Regions from separate parts of the Mus musculus genome. Here region 2 is linked to region 1. Evidence: chromatin loops called from intact Hi-C (ENCODE). Cell type or tissue: gastrocnemius. All regions are shown on one strand. Each heading gives the region's core, and the rest is flanking DNA. Links, peaks and the distances in the headings are about the cores only. Region 1 overlaps B230206L02Rik (RIKEN cDNA B230206L02 gene). Region 2 has its middle 15 kb from the start of Tob1.

Region 1 (11,243 bases), core at 2,129-10,128:
CCAGGAAAGCCACCCACCCGCCTAGATTACAGACTCTTCAGCCTCATCCCCCTATTACCTGGGCGTGACTCCCTTGCTGAGCTTGCCGTGTTATTTTATAATTATTTGCTCTGTGTCTGGCTTCTCCATTAAATTATTAGTTTATTGGGGGCAGAGACCACGCTTACTCATTGCTGTAGGTCCCCCCCCCCAGCCCCACACAAATACTTCTACTTTGTGAGGTCACTCTTTCGTCTTGTGCTGTAAGTGTACTATCTCGCTTTGTTGGTGGTTTTGTGGAGCTGGAGTTTGGGAAGGCCTGAGGCTTCTCACCTGGGGTCTACGATGGGCTGCCATGATCCAAAAGTGTAATATGGCTAGAGTCACCTGGGCTTGCCACTCAAGTGCTGTGACCTGCCTCCAGGCTAGGCAACCTCAGTGTACTTGGACTTCTTACAGACTGTCCCCCAAACCCAGTTGGACCTCCCACAATACCTAGAAGAAAGCTTCGGAATACGGTTTCAGCAGGTCTCATGAGGCAGGCAGTATCACTTCCTCTGAATTCAAAGGTTGACAAGTTCCCTAAGGTCAGTCCAGATTCAAAAGCGGAGGGACAGAGAACCACCTTGGACGGGTATTAAAAAAAAAAAAAAAAAAAAAATTGGTAGACCTCAGCAGCCAAGTGGTAGTGTGCGCAAGCGCTGTGGGGACCTGCTCAAGGGATCGCCCAGGGCGTGCTTTCCTGCCTCTCCCCTTGCCGGCTTTACTGGGCAGAGACCTCTTTGTGTTGTCTTTTCACACCAGTGACAGCCTGCGTTCTTGCTGTTCTCAAACTGGCTTTTGTGACTATTCTAGACGGGTGCATCCTTCACTTGCTCCCTCCCCCACTTTTTTTTTTTTCTGCTCTATAATATGCCATACGACTGCCTCATGGTTCACTAGACTGTTCGCCACACAATGCCATACATTTTGGTGGCTTCCAAAGGCTTGTTATTCCAGGGCAGTGAGAGTGGAGGGCCATGTGTCCCTGGCTGCTTTCCTGTTCCGTGCAGGGGAAGGGGGTAGTGCTGTGCGCCCGCAGCCCCGAGCCCTCTGCGAACGAGCGGCCTCGGGCCACAGCCCACCCGCAGTCACGGCTGTGTAACCGGGCTTACGTAACCGAGCCAATGGAACCTAAATTAAAAGAGGAAACCATCCTCTTGCCGCTCAACTCGCTTAATCCCTGTCTCTGTCCTGGGCCCCGCGCCCCCCTCCGAAGGTCTTGAGCGCGTTCCAGATTTCTAATTTCGTTTGCTTGTGCAACCAAAAATATGATGGCCGCGTTTCCCGGGGGTGATGGAGTCTGTACTCCCCGCTCCAGGCGCGCTAAAAACGGCAGCGCCGGGCTGCTAGAGGCGGGGGCGACGCGGGACCCGCGGGGTTCTGTGGTCCCAGCCTCCTCGTGATTTCCACCCGCCGCTGAACCCAGCGTGCGCGGCGCCGGGGGTGGGGGGAGTGCATCTTTCACCCGCGTGCCCCATCCCCAACACCTGCTGGAAGACGCACGTTGCACCTTTATGCCTTCAGAAATAGGAGAAGAAGAAAAGAAGGAAAGGAAACAGCACGCCTCTCACCAGGGAAGGGATGGAGCAGACAGGAACATCGAATTGCTGATTTAAAAGAAAGTAGGGTAGTCTGAGATGTGTTGACGTAGATCCAGTTGTTTTGGTTTTTTTTTTTTTTTTTTTTTTTTTTAAGCAAGCCGAGGAAATATAAAGAATATAATTGTGTCTGTGTTGTTTTATTTAAATCTGTAAACGGTGCTGGAAATATATGAGACCTGGGTTACATTCCTAGCACCACATAAACTGAATTTAGCGGTGCACATCTGGAATCCCGGCTGGAGGAGGAGGGAGCCGGAGGATGGAGCATCTAGAGTTAGCTTCAGCTACCTAGTGAGTTCGAGGCCTGCCTGGGCTTCATAAGGGCCTGTCTCAAAAAGGAACAAAGGACGGGGGTGGGGAGTGGGCATTAAGATGGCTCAACTAGTAACTGGACTTGCTGTCAAACTCTCTCCTCTCTCGGGGGTAGGGTGGGAGTGGGGGATGGGGTGGGGAGGAGAGAGAGCTCATATTGCCATGTGCCAAGCATTCATGTGGAAGCCAAAGTTCAGCTTTCGGGAGTCAACGCTCTCACGACTGTCCACAAGTCCCTATATTGGCTGAGCCATATCACACACACACACACACACACACACACACACACACCCCTTAAAAAAACAAAAGTAAACCAAATGAGTCGAGGCTTTTCAGCTACTGAAGGGGGCAGCTGAGGCTAGCCCCACCTTGCAAGCTGGAAGCCCGCCTGAGCTACAAGGTGAACACAAGGGCAACCTAGGCAATTTACCAAGACCTTGTCTTCAAACTACAACAAAAACAAATCTAAAAAAGGATAAAGAAAAAAAAGAAAAATCTGAGGAGACTGTTTAGTGGTCCAGAGCATTGTATAGCAGTCTCAAGGCCCAGGTCTCATTCCAGTGTCCCCTTCAAGAGAGATATAGTGATTTATTTATTTGTTTGTTTGTTTATTTATTTTTGGAGACAGGGTCTCTCTACATAGTTGTGTTTGCCCTAGAACACATCTTATAGACCAGGCTGGTCTCGAACCCATAGAGATCCGTCTGCCTCTGCCTCCTGAGTGCTGGAATGAAAGGTGTGCACCACCATGCCCAGCAAGACATAGTGAATTATTAACATGATAAATTATGCTGTGGAACTAAGGTGGGGATGGGGAGGGCTGTACTAAATCGTATTTTACTTTGTGTGATCTGCATCATACAAAGAGCCTGTGTTTTTGTGATGTCTGCCTGATTTGAAGGATTCGTTCGGTTTTACTGGAGGACGGAGAGCACAGAGCCATCTAAACCATCTTATTCTCCGAAAGCAGTGGTTAGATTAAGAGTGGACTGGTTAATGCCAGGTAGTGGTATCGCACACTTTCAATTCCAGCACTCGGGAGGCAGAGGCAGGCGAACCTCTGAGTCTGAGGTCAGCCTGGTCTACAGAGAGAGTTCCAGACGGCCAGGGCTATACAGAGTCTTGATCCCCACACTAAATAAAAGGATTGGTAGGAAGGCCCGAGCTCTCCCTACCCCACCCCCACTGGAGGGGATGCTTGGAGGTCTCCTGACCACCAAGAGGCTGCCTGGGATCCTGGGCCTGAGGTAGGCTAGTGTCTGATTTGGCATGTACAATGTTGAGGGGCAGGACGTGTAGTCCTGGGGAAGGTGCAGGTACCCAAGTGCCTCAGTCTCCCTCCTATGGGCAGCTCTCACTCTGTCTCCAAGCAAAGAACACATAGCACTCCCTCCTTGTGCCCAGAACGTCACCTGCCATGGCAGTTTGGCCAGGGCTATGTCACTTCTGCACTGCTTGGAGGCTTGGGGGTGGGAACTGAATGGTGCCCTGACGTGGCTCCCCAGGGTTCCCTCAGCTTCCCAAGCTAGAGGTCTCTACTGTTGTGGATCCTGTCTACTGACCAACCAGGCATTGATTGATCCGGACAGAAGCTCACAGCAGGGAGGCTGTGCATTTCCTGTGACACTGCAGACGCCTCTATTCCACCAAGGTTACCATTTTGGATCTTGCTTGCAATACTGTTTTTGTGGGTGAGAGGGTTCTGGAAGAGGCGTCTATAAGATGTGTACATGTGCATTCTCCTGCGGCTCTGCCTTGAAGTCCCTTGCTGAACTCATTCTGGTCTCTTCACTTCCGACCTTCGAAGGACCTTTACTATGCCTCTCTCCATGGAGGTGAGTTAGATGCAACCTTCAGCAAAATTACATTGACCCAGGAACCTGGTCCTTTTGAGGATCTTCAAAACAGCAAGCTAGGGTTCTGGGACACAAGTGAGAATTCTGGCAAACTTCAGGTGAGCAGGAGAAATTCAAGGTATGAGAAAAGCAGAAGCCAGCTCAGCTGTGAGATAGGAAAGGGCCCAGCCATCCTGCCAAAAAGATGTGAACATTGGGTAGGGCGGCAGACTTGCCAGAGCGGGTGTGTGGGGCCTCCTTGACTGTGGGCATCGGCACACATGTGCTCATGCCTAGGCACATACCCACAGAGCCACACACGTAAGCTCACACATTAGCCAGCCAGCACATCTCTGCAAGAGCATGCACACAACTTGTGGGAGTCTCTCCCAGAATCCTCTCACCCACGAAAACAGAGGAGCTTCGCACACGTTCTACATCCACATAAACCCACGCACCATACACGCTCACACTCAAAACGGCGAGGAAGCCAAGCACAAAGCAGCCAAATGGACGCACGGGGCCATGCTTTGGAGCTCAAGCAAGCACAGACAGGTACACTGCAACACCAACTTGTGCACACTGGGGCTCCTCCAGATGCGGAGCAAGGGGACCTGTGTGTGGACACTCAGATGACACAGGTTCATCCTTACAGCATGAATGAGGCCGTGGAAATGGGACCCTGGGGTGGGGGTGGAATCTTGGTTTCTAGGGGAGCTGAAGGCCCCAGGAAGCACGCGGACCACTTTCCAGAGGCACATATTCTTTGCATATTTTTATCCTTGGCACTCAAATGTCACACAGCCTCCGGGTAGTTTTCGTGTTGCTACCGTGAAGGAAGACAGAGTGGCAGGATTTGAAAGCAGATGGCTCCTAAGTGCAAAACGTAGGGTACCCTTTGTTTGCCCTATTACACACACACACACACACTAACATATTGGGTCCCCTGAGGCCTGCCCAGGTCACCAGCAGAACAGGTATGGTGCAGCACCTGCCCGTCCTGTGCAAGGCCCTGGGTCCCATCTTATGGAAATCAGACAACAGTGGCAGAAAAATAGCTGACTGCTCCCAGCCCACAATCTGCCTGCCCTTTCTTGGGGCTTAGCTTCTCAGAGCCCTGTGGTCCAGGGACATCTTTCTGTGCCTGGCTGTGACCCATTCTGAGTGGCACTGCCTTGTGTATGCACACAGTGTTTTCCACAGTGCCTGAGCTGTCAGAAGGTCCAGGCATGTGCCTTCTGGCTGGTGAAAGACAAGCCAGTGGATTTCAAAATCTATTTAATCCCTGGGTTCTGACGCACCCCGTTCACCACCAAGCAGGATCTAGTGCCCACGGATCTGATGTCAGAGGGAGGGAGTGGCCTCCAATGGCCCTGGCATCACTCCAGCCCTCCTGCCCATGTGGCAGCCTGGCAGAGCTGACACAGAGGAAGAGACGTCCCCAAAGCCTTTGCCTCTTGAATCTCAACCATTTGCTGGCCTGCAAATAACAGCATAGGCTGGAAAAGGACAAATAGGCAAAAGCGATCCGGATCCAACAAAGAGCTGAGCACTGCAGCATAATCTCGTGTTTATTTTACAACAATAGAAAATGTATTTAGGCACAGGGGCACTTGGAAAAGCTAACAGCCTATCTGTGGAAATTTATCATTCAACAAATATTTATTGTCAGACTGATTGAGGTTCTGGGCACACAGCAGTGGGCAGGCAGAAGCCTTTATAGAGTTTAAATCCAGAGAGGGAGTACAGGTCACAGACTCTGTGAGGTCAATGTACTGCAGTTTAAATGGCGAAAGGTACAAATGGAAAAAGCCAGGGGAGGGGCGCGGCAGAGCGGGGGTGGGGGGGATGCTGCTTTCTTTTTGCTTTTATTTACTTGCTTTTAAAATATTTGCCTTATCATTAGTGTATGTATGTACGGGGTAAGAGGGCATGCCCATTCCTTGATATGCTTGCTAAAGTCAGGGATGGAGAGTTAACTCTCCTCTCGCAACTTTCCATGAGTTCCAGGGAAGGAACTCGGCCTGGCGGGCAGTCCTAACTGCCTCACCCTCTGAGTTGCCTAGCTGGCTCTTACTGACCCTTTTTTGAAGATGGGCTCTCACTGTGTAGGTTAAGCTGGCCTCAAACTCATGATCTTCTGGTATCTGCCTCTTGAGGGCTCGCTTACTGGTATGCTTCACTATGCTCATGTTAGAGAATGTGATTTAAAAGCACACAAACGAACAACAGTGTGCTTTAGAGTAGTTGTAGATCCATACAAAAATTAAGAACAGTACGAGGACTTCCCCATCAGTCTCTCATCAATGACATCGGACATCTAGTGCCATGGATGGTGGTAGTGGTGGTTGTTTAAGCCAGAGTCTACATAGCCCAAGCTGGTCTCAAACTTAGCATCCTTCTGCCTCAGCCTCTCGGGTGTCAGGGTTCCAGTGAGTGTTGCCATATCCAATGGTAATTATTACCCAGAGAAACTTTTGCTGCGGTTTCACCAGACTTCTTTGTTCATCGAATCCCTTTTTGCTTCAGGATCCCTCCACAGCCACATTCCATCCCATTGTCTTCTCTCTAGAGGCTTCTCTAGGCCACGGTAGCTCTCGCCCATCCAGCCCAGCCCAGCCCTCGATCTTGATGACTCTAGTAGTTTAGAGGCATCCTGGTCAGGTGTTTTGTAGATATCCTTAAAAATGAGAATTTGCCTGCTGGGGATGGTATAGTACACCCCTATAATTCCAGCATCCCAGAGGTGGAGGCAGGAGAATTGGGAGTTTAAGACCATCCTCAGTTATACAGAAGTTTAAAGCCAGCCAAGGCTACATACAAACCTGTCTCAAAATACAAAACAAACAAACAAACAAAAAAGTGCTGGTTCCTCACAAAACTAAATTGAGGTTGTAAGCCCTTGGGAAGCCAGGTCACAAAGGGGCAGTGCCATTTTCTTCATGACTGGGGTCCACACTGCTATCTTGACTGATGACCTAGCCCCTGGCTGGTGTAGGCTGTGAATTCTCTGCTAACAAGCTCCTTACATTCCACGCCTCATGACACCTTGGCTCTTCTCTCCCACTGATTGGTTTATTCAGTCATTTATGTGTCTCAGGCTGGTAAATGTGTTTTTACCTCTGGGCTATGATCCAGTCCTGTTTGCTGGGCTGAGCAGTTGCTCCAGCATGACACACCCACATTCCCGGGGCTCTTGTCTTCAGTCCTTCCTTCCTTCCTTCCTTCCTTCCTTCCTTCCTTCCTTCCTTCCTTCCTTCCTCCCTCCCTCCCTCCCTCCCTCCCTCCCTCCCTCCCTCCCTCCCTCCCTCTCTGATGCTTTGAGATACTCCAGGCTCTTTCCCCCCACCATCCCACCCAAGTACAAGGAGCAGCCCTTTTTTTTTTTTAAATTTACTTTACTTCCCGATCATGGACCCCTCCCCTCCTCTCTTCCCAGCCCCATCCTTACAAATCCTTCCCCCCATTGCCCCCTCTTCTCCTTAGAGAAGGGGTACCACCCCTCATTGGGGTATCTAGTCCCAGCAGGTCCAGGCACATCCTCTCCCTCTGAGGCCCAACCAGGCTGTCCAGGTAGGGAGGGGGAAGGGGATCCAACGGCAGGGAACAGAGACCAAGACAACTCCCCCCGACACACACACACTCCTGCTCTACTTGTTGGACTTTTGCTACAAATAGGGAGGGAGGGTCTAGGTCCAGCTCCTTCATGCTCCCTAGTTGGTAGCCCAGGCTCTGTGAGCCCCCCCATGAGACCAGATTAGTTGACTCTGTGGGTCTTCTTGTGGCCATTTCTTGAAGAGGCCATGGGAACTTTCATTACAGAATGGTATTAGAAAGCAACATCTGGGCACAGAAGTGATCTTTGGTTTTCAACATGGAGGTCCTGAAGGAAGGCTCCTAGATAAGGTAGAACCCCAGGGAAGATCTGAGGAGCGAAGCCTGGCGATGGCTGTGCAAAGGCCCTGAGGCAGCCAGCAGCTGAACCATATAGCAGTATAGGCAGTGAGGTGGTGAGGTGGTGCAGTGGCCATGGTAAGAGGCCATCACAACAACAACAACAACAACAACAACAACAACAACAATAACAGCAACAACAAAATAACACAAACAAACAACAACAAAAAGAGGCCATCACAAAGACTTTAGCTTCCCCTCAGAAGGACAAGGACAGGGAAACCAGGCAAATGGTGCCATTAGAGTTCTGTCTTAATAAAATCACTCTGGCTAGGGTGTTAGGAACATCAGGAATGGCTGAGAGCAGATGTTAGGATGAGGGCAGGTGCTATTGTTAAGCATCCAGTGAGCTGGCTGAGCTCAGGTGGGACGAGATGGCTCAGCAGTTAAGAGTATGTACTATTCTTTCAGACTTGAGTTGACTTTTTTTTTTTTTTTTTTTTTTGAGACAGGGTTTCTCTGTATAGTCTTGGTTGTCCTGGAACTCACTCTGTAGACCAGGCTGGCCTCGAACTCAGAAATCCGCCTGCCCCTGCCTCCTGAGTGCTGGGATTAAAGGCGTGCGCCACCACGCCCGGGGAGTTTGACTTTCAAGAACCACATCTGGTAGCTCACAACTGCCTGTAACTCTAGCTCCTGGCAGATCCAATTCCTCTGTCTTCTAGGCGCCCGCATATAGTTAAAATTAATAGAGAATCTTCTCAAAGGAGGGGTGCTTCTAAGACCATGCCAATGCACTTTTTGGTTATTTCTTTTCTTTCCATCTTTCTCTTCTTACTTTTTTCTTCTTTCTTTCTCCCTCCTCCTCCTCCTCCCACCATTTTCTGGCATAGATACTCGATGAGCAATGATGACAGTCGGGGTTTTGCCTAACTGTGTGGAGGGAGGTGATTGTGGTTAGCCAACTAGGGAGGAGACTAGAGGAGTGGCAGGTTGGGGCTGCCTCTGAGCATACTAGGCTTGCCGGCCCCATTACTAACCCAAGTGGAGATGGTGAGTTAGCAGGGGGCAGAGCTGGCCCAGTGGGAGGAGGAGGAGAGGGTGGGGCTGAAACTCTTTACCACTGCCCTGGGCATCCTCTAGCTACAGGCTCTGGGCTCACAGGAGCTGCTCAGCCTGCCTCCAGCCCAAGGAGCTCACCTCAGCCACTGGACAGGGAGGCAGCCCGGAGGGGAGCCAGTCCTTGACTTTGTATGAACACTGGGGGCTCAGGCATGGCAATGTACTGTGCTAGATCTTCTTTCTAAGGGAAACATATGTCAGGGCAGGTCCACCCACATTGAATGAATGGATGAAAGGATGAATGAATGAATAAATGAACGAATGAACAAATATCTCTTCTGTCTTAGAGTTCCCAGGACTGGCTCTGTTCTAAAGTCTGACTTGGCTTCCAGAAATTCTCAAACAGAAGTGGATTCAAACGCATGAAAGAAGGGAAAGAAATCCCCCAGGTCTTGGCTGATCACACCTCCACCCAGGTCTGTGAGTCTGTCCTCCTTCCCACTCTCTGTAAGGCAGACACCTCCACCCCCTGTTTATACTTGTTTATACTCTGGGCCTTTGCTCTTCTGGCCTCCTGTGCTCAAAAGCACCCGCAGAATGAGAAAAAAACACATTGTTGGCTGACTGTGGGGGCACAGGTCGGTGAGGCCAGCATCCCAGAGGTTGATGCAGAAAGACCAAAAGTTCAAAGCCTGCCTAGCCTCCATAGCAAGTTCAAAGCCAGCCTGGGCAACTTAGCTGACACTATATATCTCATAGGCAGAGTGCCTGCCGTGTACCTGGGAGACCCCAGCTTCAGTCCCCAGAACTACAATAAGCAAATAAGTAAAAAGCCCAGTTCTCCTTAACCCTTGGGATGGAGGGCAAAGGTCAGGCCTGTGAGACCTCCCAGAGAGCTGACTCTGACCCCACCTCCCTACAGCAGCCCCACCCCTCCCTACTGTCTCTCCTGTAGTCTTCTATACTCGCCCATCTCCCCCACTGCAATAAACCCTTCAGGCCATCTGGATGATGACCCAAGGCTTGCTTGCCCTTTGAGCTGGAGGCACACGGTAAGCCTGAGTTCTAGGCCTAGAAGCAAGATGGAGGACGCAGGGGCAAGGAGAAGTGATGGAGGTTATGGAGCAAGCAGAGGGTGCCTAGTCTCTCCCTGGAAGATGCTACTGCAGGCCAGATTCAGCCCATCTTTCATGCTGCCTGAGGGGAGACAAGCTCTCTCGGTCCTGAGTTTGACCTACAAGAGATTCAGAAAACAGCCATTGACTGTCGTCTGATGGGTGACTCTAAACAGTAGGAACAGTGGTATTTCTTTCTTTTTTATATTTCTGCATTTTCCATTAAAAGAAAAGGAGGAGGAGAGGGGAGGGGAGGAAGAAGAGGGAGAGAAAGAGGAGGAAGTGGAAGAGTAGGAGAAGAGGAAGAAGAAGAGGAGGAGGAAGAGGAGAAGGAGGAGGAGGAGGAGGAGGAGGAGGAGGAGGAGGAGGAGAAATCTCTCATTTTAGAATAAAAAACCAAAACCATTGGGCTGTCTTGCCACCATGGTGGCGAAAAATTAGCCCTCGTGCGTCTTCTGAGCTGAAGAGACACGCTTGGTCTATGGATTCTCGGGCAGAAGCTGGAGTGGGCCCAATGATGCTCTGCCCTGTTGCCGGCCACTGGAACCCACCCCAACATCCATCAACAGTAAAAAGGGTGACTAAATTATGAGAGTCACACAGTGACAAGTTCCCAGAAAGACAAGTGGCCTGAGAGTGCCCGAGACAGCATGGTAGGCCTTCATAGACAGGACACTGGGCAAAAAAAAAAAAACCCATACTACACAGTAGGTATAGCATAATTCCATGCTACACGTGGGCTTTGTCATACACTGGCCATCACAGCCTAGAGGGCTACAGGGTGGGCTGAGGGGAAAGGACAACCCTTAGAGCTGTCAGTCAGTAGGAGTCCTGATGAGCTTTCAGTGTTGGTTTGAGTGTGTGTCTCTCTCTCTTTTTTCTTTTTTTGGTTTTTTGAGACAGGGCTTCTCTGTATAGCCCTGGCTGTCCTAGAACTCACTTTGTAGACCAGGCTGGCCTCAAACTCAGAAATCCACCTGCCTCTGCCTCCCGAGTGCTGGTTCTTTTTCTTTTTGAGGCAAAGTTTCATGGAATCCAGGTGGCCTCAGATCTGATTTGTAGTCAAGGGTGACCTTGAACTCTGATGCTCCTGCCTCTACTTTCTGAGCTCTAGGATTACAGACAATGGGAGGTGCCGGAGAGATGGAACTCAGGCCTCACGAATCTTCCAACTGAGCCACATCCCCAGCCCTGCATCCCACCTGCCTGGCGCTGTTTCTTGGTTTGGCCACACCAGTTTGTGTAACTTGTGATGTGTCCCTCAGCTGCACACTTTTGTGTAATGTACTCAAGGCCCCCTCCTCCCCAAAAGTTTTTGTTTTTAAAAATAAAAGGCACCCCCCCCCCCCGGCAGGATAAACCCACCTCCCTTTTCTGTTCATAGGACACAAGGAGAGGTGCCT
Region 2 (11,243 bases), core at 1,139-9,138, 53 kb before region 1:
CTTTTAAACTTCAAACAAATATTGACACTGTCTTTGGTGACACGCAGTAGTTCATACCATTTCCATCTTCCGGTTGCTTCTCTGTTTCTGGCTTTTGCATCCTAGATTGTTCCTTACTTCCTGGTTTAACTGTCCTATCTCCTGGGATGGATCATAAACATTTTGTTTGGACCGTATCTTTTGCTTTTCTTGACCTTTGCACACGAGCGTTCTAGGGCCTTGCTGTCAATCAATATTGACTAGTTGGTGGCTTTGCTGTGTCACTGCTTAATCCAATGGAAGAACACAAACTATTTGGACAATGTAAGTGGCCCAGAGTGGCTTGGGGTGCAGGATTCAGAGGTAAGAATCTAGAGAGGATGTGGGCCATTGCTGGGAAGTCAATATTGAGGGCCTTATATTAGGAAGTGTAGATTTTTGGCTCCTAAAAGATAGGAAACTATTGGAGAGTTTAGGTGGTGGTGGTTGTTGTTTGTTGCTTAGTACTGGCTAATTTATGTCAACTTGACACAGACTAGAGTCATCTAGGAGGAGGGAACCCCAATTGAGAAAATGCCTCCATAAGATTAGGCGGTATGGCAAGCTTGCAGAACAAATACACAGGTTTGCTAGAGCCTACTTCTTTAAAACTGCTAGTGGCTAGTGTTGGCCAAAGGGATTGGGGAAGGGCTCCTCCATGGGAATTCACATGTGTGCATGTGTGCAGGGCAGGGGCAGGAACTAATACTGTTTTGTAAGAGAATGAAGATGTGTACACAGGTGTGTAGAAAGACAGATTCTCCCCCACCCCACCCCCAGGTGCTTATCTCCAGAATCATGTAGACTTGTGAAAGAAACGGGGGCAGTTTAAATGCCCAACAGAGGGCCACTAGAAGATTTAATTTTTAAAAATGTAGTGGGCAGTCATGTGTCATGGTGTGTGTATGGTCAAAGGACAAATTTGGAGAGTCACTTCTCTTTGTACCCTAGGTTGTACCCTCTTGAGTTTTGCTTAGCAGGTGCCTTTGAGACTGAGACGGAGGCCAGATTGGAGGATTTTGACACATCTTAAACTTTGTAACTGTTGATGAGTGAGAGCCTTACTGATCAGTTACTATGTATCAGAGTCCTCCACCTCTCCACTCCCCCACCCCTCCTTTTCATTTCTACAGAGCCCTACTGCAAGACAAGTTTGAGGCCACCCTGGGCTGCTTATCTTATCCTAAGCTAGTCAGGGTGAGATTGCAAGATTCTGTCTTCAAAAGAGAGAAAGAAAAGAAAACAGGAAAGAAAGTCACCCAATTGTACACACAATCTTAGGGCTGGGACACCATGGGGGTTCAATAAAATATCATGCAGCTGTGAGCTGTGGCACCCCTGGGTTTTGTTCCTCAACTATTTGATTTGGGAACCTCTGGCTTAATTTTGACCCTAATTCATTTCCACAAGACTGTAACGTCCTGGGGGAGACAAGAAAGCTACTGAAAAATAGAATAATCCCAGGGTTTTGTTTGTTGTTTAGAGAGAAGATGGTTGTATTTCATGAGAGTGTAGGGTTTGTTGTTGTTTGAGATGGGGGCCTCATGTAGCCCAGGCGGGCCTCAAACTCCAAATGTAGCTGAAAATAACCTTACATTGCTGTCTCTTCTTAAATGCTATGCTTACAGGCCTGGACAACTGCGCCCAGCTTTCATTGTTTGTATATTACTTAAGTGTTTCTCAATGAGCAGTTACCGTTTCAATTAAAAATAAAATACTAAGAGCCTGGAGAGATGGCTCAGAAGGAGGGGCACTTGCTCCCAAGCCTGATAACCCAAGTGACGCCTGGGCCTCACAGGGCAGAGTAAGAGAACGGATCAGCACAGACTTACCTCTGACCTTCACAGATATGCCAAGGCATGTTACACACACACACACACTTGGTGCACAAACACACATGTACACACCATAAAATAAAATAAACATAATAAAATAAATAAATAGGACATTGTAGTCCCTATGTTCAACTATTTCATATAGCCTACCTTTGTATATAATCTTTATATTTGGGGCCATATTTACAAGAACTTTTGTTTCCAAAAGCTTCCTTTAGTTCAAACTACTCTCTCTCTCTCTCTTCCATAAGTGAAAACAGACTGCCAGACCTACCTCTGTGCTCTATCCCTAAGCAATTAACTTAGCACTTTGGAAGAGATCTGATTTGGGTTTATTTTGAAATAATGTTTCTGTTTGTTTCAAGAATTCCATGAACAGATGGCCACGATGGCTTCATTCAATATTTCTATCCCCTGCAAACCCACCCTCTGCAAGGTTCCCCCTCCTGCCAGCTTCCCTCTCTGAGATACCCCCCCCCCCCATGGGTCTCTCTCCAATAGGCCTTGTCTACAGACCTCCTCCTGTCTGATTTACCTTCTGGGTGAGAAGATAGCAGCCTCCTGTTAATGGAAAAGACACAGTCCTCAAGCTCAAAAACCAAGTCAGAATCCCCCCCCCCTTTGCTCTCTTTGCCCATATCTGTAACCTACAGTGGGCCATCTGTTAGCCCTCTCACCTGTGGATCTGGCCAGATGTTCCCTTTCCTTGAACCACTCGGAGGCCCAGCCTTCCCCTAGCCTCCCTACCTCATGTCTACCCCCGAATCTAATCCATTCTGCATCCCACAGCTGCAAGGGTGGTGGTCTTTCATTTTGTTTTGTCTTGTTTTTTAAGACAGGGTTTCTCTGTGTAGCCCTGGCTGTCCTGGAACTCACTCTATAGACCAGGCTGGCCTCGAACTCAGAGATCCACTTGCCTCTGCCTCCTGAGTGCTTGGGATTAAAGGCGTGTGCCACAACACCCCTCACCTCCCCGTAGGATGGGTCTTTTAATAAACAAATCTGATCTGTGGAGTCTTTGGAACCAAACACTGCTGGTTCTTGCAGATGCTCACTGAATAAGTACAGAAATGAATGAATGAATGAATGAATGAATGAACAAATGAATGAACAAATGAATGAATGAGTGGTCCTACTATATTACCAAAATGACTGAATTAGGAGCAGCAGTTGCTGCTGGAGAAGAACTAGGCTTTTCAGGGAGGGCATTGCTAATGGATGGGGAGGTGAATGGGCCGTGACAGACTCTGAGCCTTCATCACAAGTCAGCTACCAGGTATCAACTCCAACTCTAAGGTTGTCGGGGCAGAGCAGGGAAAGTGGAGATAAGGCTCTGACCATGGGTGAGCCCAATGGGAAGGGCTCTGCATACAAAGAAAAAATGCTGAACTTTAATCTGTAGGTCAGGGGGAAATCTGGGCAGGAGTGTCAGGCAATCTTATCCCTATTCCTCACCCATCTCCACCCGTTCTTCCATGCTCCCCTTCCTCCTGGAGAAGGATAATTTCCAAGCACCAGCCAAAGGGGTCAAGATGACCCAGTGAACCCCGTTCCTGGCTCTAGCTTCAGGTGGCCAAAGCAGAACTGGGGAGTCATAAAAAGAGGAAGACATCACTCTTGTTTCTGTTATTTCCTTTTTTGAGATATAGTCTCCCTATGTAGCTTAAGCCAGCCTGGAACTCAGGGTACTCCTTTGGGCTGCTTCCTCAGTGCTAGGATGACAGGTGTGTAATTCCTCCACCAAGCTTAGCTTCCGTGGAGCTAACCACTGGGCCCCATGCATGCTAGACAAGTCCTCTCCCAGATGTGCTGCCTCTCAGTCCCATAAGTCACCAGAACAGAGGCTGCTGAGTGGTGGAGCCACAGGTAGCACCAAGAGTCAGTCCAACCTCACCTTGAGGTTATCGGCACCACGGAGAACAGCTAGGCCAAAGGTAGGGCTGTGGAAGGCTGGTGCTTGTCTGGCCAGGCCAGCAGGTCTGGGCTCAGACTCTTGCCTCCTGGCTCGGCTGCCTGTGTTTTCTGTCTTTCACAATTTCAAAACTGCTATCAGCCCTGGGTGCTTCATGTCCTGCTCTTGGGGACTGAATCTAGGACTCTGAGCCAGCTCCATTCCTTGCGGCCTGGCTATAAGCTCCATGCTAGGCTCTTGGGTGGTGAGGATAGATCATGTATTATCCCTCTGACGATCTGGAGAGAGGAATGGGAGCAAACGGGAACTTTTAGAGTAGAGGGCAAGGTGGTCCAATTCCACTGGAGTCTGTTATCTTTATAGAAATGCTATTAAGAGAACATGTGTATCATGAGCAGCCCAGCCCTGGTACTGTGTGTATCGGCCACTTGGGAAGTTTTGCTGGTCTCACCTAGGCTCACCTCTTAGGCTGGAGCGTCCAACATGATGTCATTCATTGGTCTGAGACACTTAGTGCTGGTGACCATCACTCTAACAGGCTTCTCATCCCACCCCCACCCCCTACCCCCAGTAGCTGACTGAGCTTCATGACAGCACAAGGTTTTCAGGTTGTAAAAGGGCCATGGTAGAAGCCAGAAGACCATTTTAGGTTTAAGCTTCAGGATGTGTTCAATATATTTTCTGCCATATTCTATGGGTTTTAAAATGCCACAAAAGGGGTGGGGAGATGTTAAGAGCACTGGCTGCTCTTCGGAGGACCCAGATTTGGTTCTCAGCACCTGCACAATGGCTTACAACGGTCTATAACTCCAATACCAAGGGATCCAACACCCTTTCCCGTCCTCTGCAGGTTCTGCAGGCATAAAGTAACAGATGTATGTGCAGGCAAAATTCCCATACACATAAAAATAAATTTAAAAAGTAAAACCATAAGGCCAGTGCCACTTTACATTGTGAAGGGGTGTAGACACAGGAGGCAGAGTTCATATTGGATGGCTATTGCCACCATGTCCATAGAGGTTAAGAGCTGTAAAGTATGAGGCACTAGGGTCAAGACAGAGGAGCAGGAAATCCCTGCAGGAAATCCCTGCTTCTGCCAGCTTCTGATCATAGGATCTTGCCCAGGGCTCTTCACTAGCAGGGACATAGCTGACAAATCCAGTCCCCTCAACTCAAGAATCAAACAACCCGGATGTTGTTTAGTTGTCTCCCTGACTTGGAAGTAGGGTCTCACGATGCATCTCAGGCTGGCTTCCAACTCATCATCCTCCTGTCTCCACTTCTGGAGTGTTGGGCTCACAGGTCTGTGCCACCAAACATGATGTCAGCTGCCCTCCAAGTTGTGTGACCATGCTTTTTGTAGGACACAGCAGCGTGCTGGACAACTATATGGGGTCAGAATGGAAGGGGAAGCCCTGGCTTGTGGCATTCGCCAATGTCTGTGGTGTAACTATTACTCTCTCCACTAAGTTCAAACTGAAGAGGTTGCACCACCCAAGAACCAGAAATTCAGGATTGTCATACACAATTGTCTTTTGGGTCTACACAAACTTACCTTATCTCTCACTGGAAGTGGAGGAGGGAGTGGATATTTTTAGAACTAAATGAAACCGGCCTGCCCGTGGTAATACACTCCTGTTTATCTCATCTACTTGAGAGGCTAAGGCAAGAGGATCACAAGTTCAAGGCCACCCTGGGAAACTTAGCAAGACTCCACAGCTGCAGCGGGTAGCTCAGTGAGGCTCTGGGTTCAGTAATACATAATTAAGGAAAGCTTTGCTGGTGGCAAAGCTTTGATGAGATGTGATGAGAATGCACAGCCTTGTCTTGGGACATGAGATCACACAGCAGTGTGGGAGCTGGAGGGGCTCTGTGCACACAGAATGATGACCATACACATGATCAGACAGTGGTAGAAAGGTGCTCCTCCAGCTTGCTGAGCTGGGAGCAGAGGAAGTTTTCTGGGCATGTTTCTCTACAATCTACATCTCATATATGGTGAATTACATATTCTACATATACACTTATAATTAACTAAAACTAATAAGTACACATAGACTCGGTGATCTTGACAGATTGCCTGACTCAGGAAAACACAATCTCAGATATATTAGGGAGTTTGCCCTGGTCAGGAACACAGCCAGGTCTCGCATGCAGAGGTGGACTTTGAATTCAAGATCCCCCTATTCCCCCACCCCACACCCACACCCTTAGCTGCCAGACTGCCGTGTCTCCTCCCAGCTTCCCATGGGGAAAGAAAGTAATGGCTCTCTCCATAAATGCATGTGGAAAGTTGGGAAAACACCCAGAAGATCAGGCACAGACCAGAGGGCAAACCCTTATAGGAACACAAGGTTGTCACCAAAGACAACACACCAGACCTCCTGGGGACATCCCTTACCCCCCGTGGGCAGCTTTAGCAGTGTTAGTGACATTGGCAGTACCAATCGAGGAAGTTTTGAAAATCTCTAGTCTTGGCAGCTGACATGACAGGTCTCTTCACCATCCTTTCTGATCTCTCTGCTTGGGAAACTCTATCACTGGTACTAAACCAAATCATTAAAAATTACTTGGGGGAGGCACTGGTGAGATAGCTCAATGACTACAGGTGTCCACCACAAGTCTAATGGGTTCAATTCCTTGGGACCCATGAGGTAGAAGGAGAGAGTCAACTCCCCAAAAGTTCCTCTCCAAAATAAATAGCAAGGGGCTGGAGAGATGGCTCTGTGGATAAGAGTACTGGCTGTTCTTCCAGAGGACCCAGGTTTGATTCCCAGTACCCATGTGGTGGCTCAAAGCCATCTGTAACTTCAGTCCTGGGAGATTTAAATACTCCTTGGGCCTCTACTGGCACCAGGCAGTTTCTCAAAAACCCCATTAAAAGATAAGAGTGTGGCCCATGCCTTTCATCCCAGTACTCAGGAGGCAAAGGCAGGTGGACCTCTGTGGGTTGCAGGCCAGCTTGGTTTAGATAGTTCCTGGCCATTCAGAGATACATGGTAAGACCCGGTCTTGAAACCCCCCTACAAAGAAGATCATATATACACACAAGGTAATATTTTAAATGGTGCTTCTTTGATTTATTTTTCCCTTTCTTGGGTATGTCCCCTTTTGTTTACATAAACTTCGGTTCCAGTGAGGACCATCAGTGCAGTGGAAAGTAAGCCTCCATAGATGGAAGATGACATCACACAGGGCAATCTTCCTTGCTATGGGGGCAGAAGGTCAGAAAAGCCTGGTCTTAGCTGGGATGAGTGTGGGAGGAGGGCCAAGGAATAGGGTACCACCAGATCTGTGTGTTTCATTTGTTGATGTGTGTGTGTGTGTGTGTGTGTGTGTGTGTGTGTGTGTGTGCCATTTGTATGCAGAGCCCATGAGGAACAAAAGACTAATCCCTTGGAACTGGAGTGACAGACAGTTGTGAGCTGCCATGTGGGTGCTGGGAACTGAACCCAGGTCTTCTGCAATAGCACTCTGTGCTCTTAGGAACTGTGCTCTCCAGCCCCATATCAATGGGTTTCAAAAATCAAAACAAATCTACTGAGATGCTCTGCCTCCCTCATGATTCTCCCTGGATTGCCAGTGGGGAGCACTCATTGCCAGCCCCAGAGGGACCAAAGCATCCAGGAACTTGGGGGTGAAGCTAGCCCAGCCCTGCCACACAGTGTGCTCTCAGAACATTAGTGCCTGCTTTTTTTTCTAGTTCGTTGGGTGTGTGTGCCCAGGAATGTAATTCCCCAACTCTTTTGTCTTAATGTCTCTCTGGATACCTAACTCAGCACTTTACCATGGCAACCGGTGGCCTGAAGGAAGCCTCCTATGCAAAGCTGCCTGTAAGTTGCAAAAGGACCTTGGGGCATTAGAGGTGCCAGAAAGTAAGATGAGGGTGAACATTGAGAGTTAGGGGTTCATAGGAAATAAAGTCTCCTAAGATGGTCAGGAGATGCAGCCCTGCCTTGGAGAGCTTACTCACTAAGAGGTATGCTTTTCTAGGTCTTTTACCCATTTAGCTACTTGCCAGGGGCCCATCATTGTCCACAGGTAGTATGCCAGCCTTCCCCTTCCTCTGTCTCCCACAGGGCAGAGAAGAAGTACTAGGTTCTAGTCACTGTGGCTATAAGCCCTAACATCCTAGAGCAGATGCCGGAAACTGGAGCCAATGTGAAGGATTCAGGGAGAGGGTGGAGCAAGGTATGCATTGGAAGGCAGGGGAGAAGGCAAGATGTAGCCAAAGGTCAAACTGGAGACAGAAAGTTCAGGTGTTGCCAGGCAGTTCTGGTGCATGACTTTAATCCCATCACTCGGGAGGCAGAGGCAAGTGGATTTTGAATTTGAAGTCAGCCTGGTCTACAGAAAGAATACCAGGATACCCAAGGCTACAGAAAGAAATCCTGTCTCAACAAACAAACAAACAAACAAACAAACAAACAAACGTCGGGGCAGTGGTAGCGCATGCCTTTAATCCCAGCACTTGGGAGGCAGAGGCAGGCAGACGTCTAAGTTCGAGGCCAGCCTGTTCTACAGAGTGAATTCCAGACAGTCTCGAAAAACCAAACCAACCAACCAAACAATGCAGGTGTCAGGCTCAAAGGGAAAAGGAAGGCTATCAGTGGGGGAGACTCCATGGCCCTGGGTTAGAGTGGGTGCCAGCTAAGACAGAAATAACAAAGTCATTGCACCTGTGGGTGAGGTATCTGTAGACAGATGTTAGAGGTGCCAGAAAGGAAGATGAGGGTGGCCTCGATCAGCCTACATGCTGAGAACAAGGCAGATACCCTGCACCCAACTCCAGGGCCCTTGCCATGGTCCTCCCAACCAAGCAAAAAGTAATTAGAGTCCCTGGGCATGAAGGCATCCTGCCGTCTGCTCTTCCATTGTCCTTGCTAGAAAACAAGGTTTCTATCTTGTGTGAGCAAGTTAAAAGGTTGCTCAGGATGGGAGAGATGGCTCAGTGGGTAAAGGCGTCTGCTGCCCTGCTGATGGCCTGAATCCAGTCTCTGGAACCCACACTATAGATGAAGAGAACCAGTTCCCACGAGTTGTCCTCTGAGCTCCATGTGCTTGTTAGGCACAAACAGGCCCGCATGCACACATGCATGTAAAGTAAATAAATACATATTAAATAGGTATAAAACATTAGAGAGATGCTGATGATATCAGGCCACAGACTTAATGGAGGGAAATAGTAGCAAAATATCAGGTTCCATTCTGCTCACTTCTTTATGAAAAGTCAGAACCTGGTCCCTGAAGCCCAGATCCTGCCAAACAAATGCCCTCGTCACCATCACCAGCACTGCTGGCTGGCATGCCTGCCCTTTGAGCAGAGCCCTGCCCTCCATCTCTGCCAACAATCACCTCCTCCCCTTTCCAACTTCCTGCTGTGTGTATCTTACTTACAGTCCAGATGTCCCTCCCTGCCTGACCTGCCCCAAGCCATTCACATGTGATAATGCCATATCATGAGATTAGTCACTGTCACACACGGAATCTCAGGACAATGCTGCTTGCCCATGGTTGAAGGAGCCTCTGTCCCAGACTCTGTTGCTGCTGCTAAAGTACCATTCCTACCAGCTGCTGCCAGCCTGACCCACTGCTTCTGTTAACCTTTGTGGGGGGAAGCACACACACACTCACACACATACACATACACACAAGCACACACACTCATACACATGTACACACACAGATACACACTCACATACATTCGCACACACTCTCATACACATCTCACTCCCACACTCTCACACACATGCACACGCACACTCATACACATCTCACACACACTCATATATACACTCACATACACACTCACACATACTCACATACATGTACACCTATACACACTCACATACATACACACATATACACACACTCACATGCACATGCACACACTCACACACTCACATACACATACACATGCAAACATACACTCACACATGCACACTCATACACATCTCACACACTCATACACACACTCACATACATATACTCACTCACACACATACATACTCACACACACTCACATGCATATGTACACACACACACACACACTCCCCAGACTCTAGCTAACTAGCTAATGCCTGATTTTCCTTGGAACCCGACAGGCAACCCACACCTAGGACCTCATTCCTGCTGGTACCAATTGCTTATTGCATTCTTTCCTGGCCCCACTGGAGCAGCCAGCCTGCCTGTGGCTGAGACTAGGCTCCTCTGGGTCCTGCCTATGAGATTTGAGGAATCTTAAGGCATGCCTGGCTCCTGTCTACAAAGTACACAGAGGCGCCTCATGTGTGTACTCAGTATTGTCTCCAGGGCCCACCTAAACCTGGTACATGAAATCTGAGCAAAGCCGGGCCGTGTTGGTGTATGCCTTTAATCCCAGCACTTGGGAGGCAGAGGCAGGCGGATTTCTGAGTTCGAGGCCAGCCTGGTCTACAGAGTGAGTTCTAGGACAGCCAGGGCTACACAGAGAAACCCTGTCTCGAAAAACCAAAAAAAAAAAAAAAAGAAAGAGAGAGAGAGAGAGAGAGAGAGAAATCCAAGGCAAGCCAGGCCCTGTGCCTTATATCCGTTGTTCCAGCTACTCAAGAGGCTGAGACAGGAGAAGTTCGAGACCAGTTGGGGCTACAGTGTAAGTTCAAAGCCAGCCAGGATGAATTAGCAAAATCTTGTCTTAAAATGAAAAACTGTAGGGGCTGGAGAGATGGCTCAGTGATTAAGAACACTTGCTGCTTTTGCAGAGGACCCAGGTTCAGTTCCCAGCACCCATGTGATGGTTTGTAGCTCTCTATAACTCCAGTTCAGGGAATCTGATGCCTTCTATGACCCTCACAGGCACCAGACATATATATGGTGCATTCACATACATGCAGACAAAACACTCATGCAAATAAAATAAATAAATCTTTACAAATATTATTTTTCTTGATTATTGAGTTTGGAGCCCTTAAATTCTGAGGTGGGGCCAAATGTCCCACTGACCTGCTGTGGTCCAATCACATCTATAAAGACACGGTGAGATTTTTCCAGAACCACACTCTAACTCCTTCCCATGCAGTTGGCTCTTAGATTGTCAATGTGCCTTCTTCCCCACTCTCATCCACCAGGAAGCAGAGTCTCCTGCCTCAAATGCAGGCCACCGACTGTGTCTCCACTTCCCACTGCCCAGTCCTCACCAAGAACTTCCACGCACTGCCCCACTGCCCGGCTGGGCTCCTCCCAACACTGTCAGGCTTTGAATGGCCCATGTGACTCCTGAGAGCTGCTGCTCAGCACTGGTCACCCGCTCGGCTCGGCTCTATCCTCCTCCCATTTCTGTGGGTTCAACCTCCCGCAGGCTTCCAGCTCCAATTTTTCCTGATTAATACCTCACCTGTATGAAATCTTGTTTTTTTTTCTGGGTATTATATTTCTCTAAATATACTAAAAATACTTCTCTGTCTGTCTGTCTGTCTGTCTGTCTGTCTCTGTCTCTCTCG

What was found. Peaks named below come from ENCODE experiments on the same cell type or tissue, not always from the same donor. Only the 100,000 strongest peaks of a DNase experiment are listed, where the experiment ranks them.
Region 2: it touches region 1 in a loop (2.6-fold over the local background); 3 of 42 quality-filtered maps call a loop at or near these places.

What each region holds. Positions count from the first base shown.
Region 1 is chr11:94,139,197-94,150,439 of GRCm38, reverse strand. The region is part of intron 2 of B230206L02Rik (RIKEN cDNA B230206L02 gene); the gene reads right to left. It overlaps Gm35338 (a long non-coding RNA gene), which reads left to right. Exons shown (of 4, transcript XR_001780294.2): 4 at 9,073-10,046. Among named protein-coding and RNA genes, the nearest start is that of B230206L02Rik, 11 kb to the right of the region's middle. In gastrocnemius, for the core only: no CTCF peak of the experiment used is centred there; DNase peaks (open chromatin) are centred at 3,498, 4,368 and 5,145; H3K4me3 peaks cover 797 bases; H3K27ac peaks cover 6,512 bases.
Region 2 is chr11:94,191,198-94,202,440 of GRCm38, reverse strand. No RefSeq gene overlaps it. Among named protein-coding and RNA genes, the nearest start is that of Tob1, 15 kb to the left of the region's middle. In gastrocnemius, for the core only: no CTCF peak of the experiment used is centred there; a DNase peak (open chromatin) is centred at 9,095.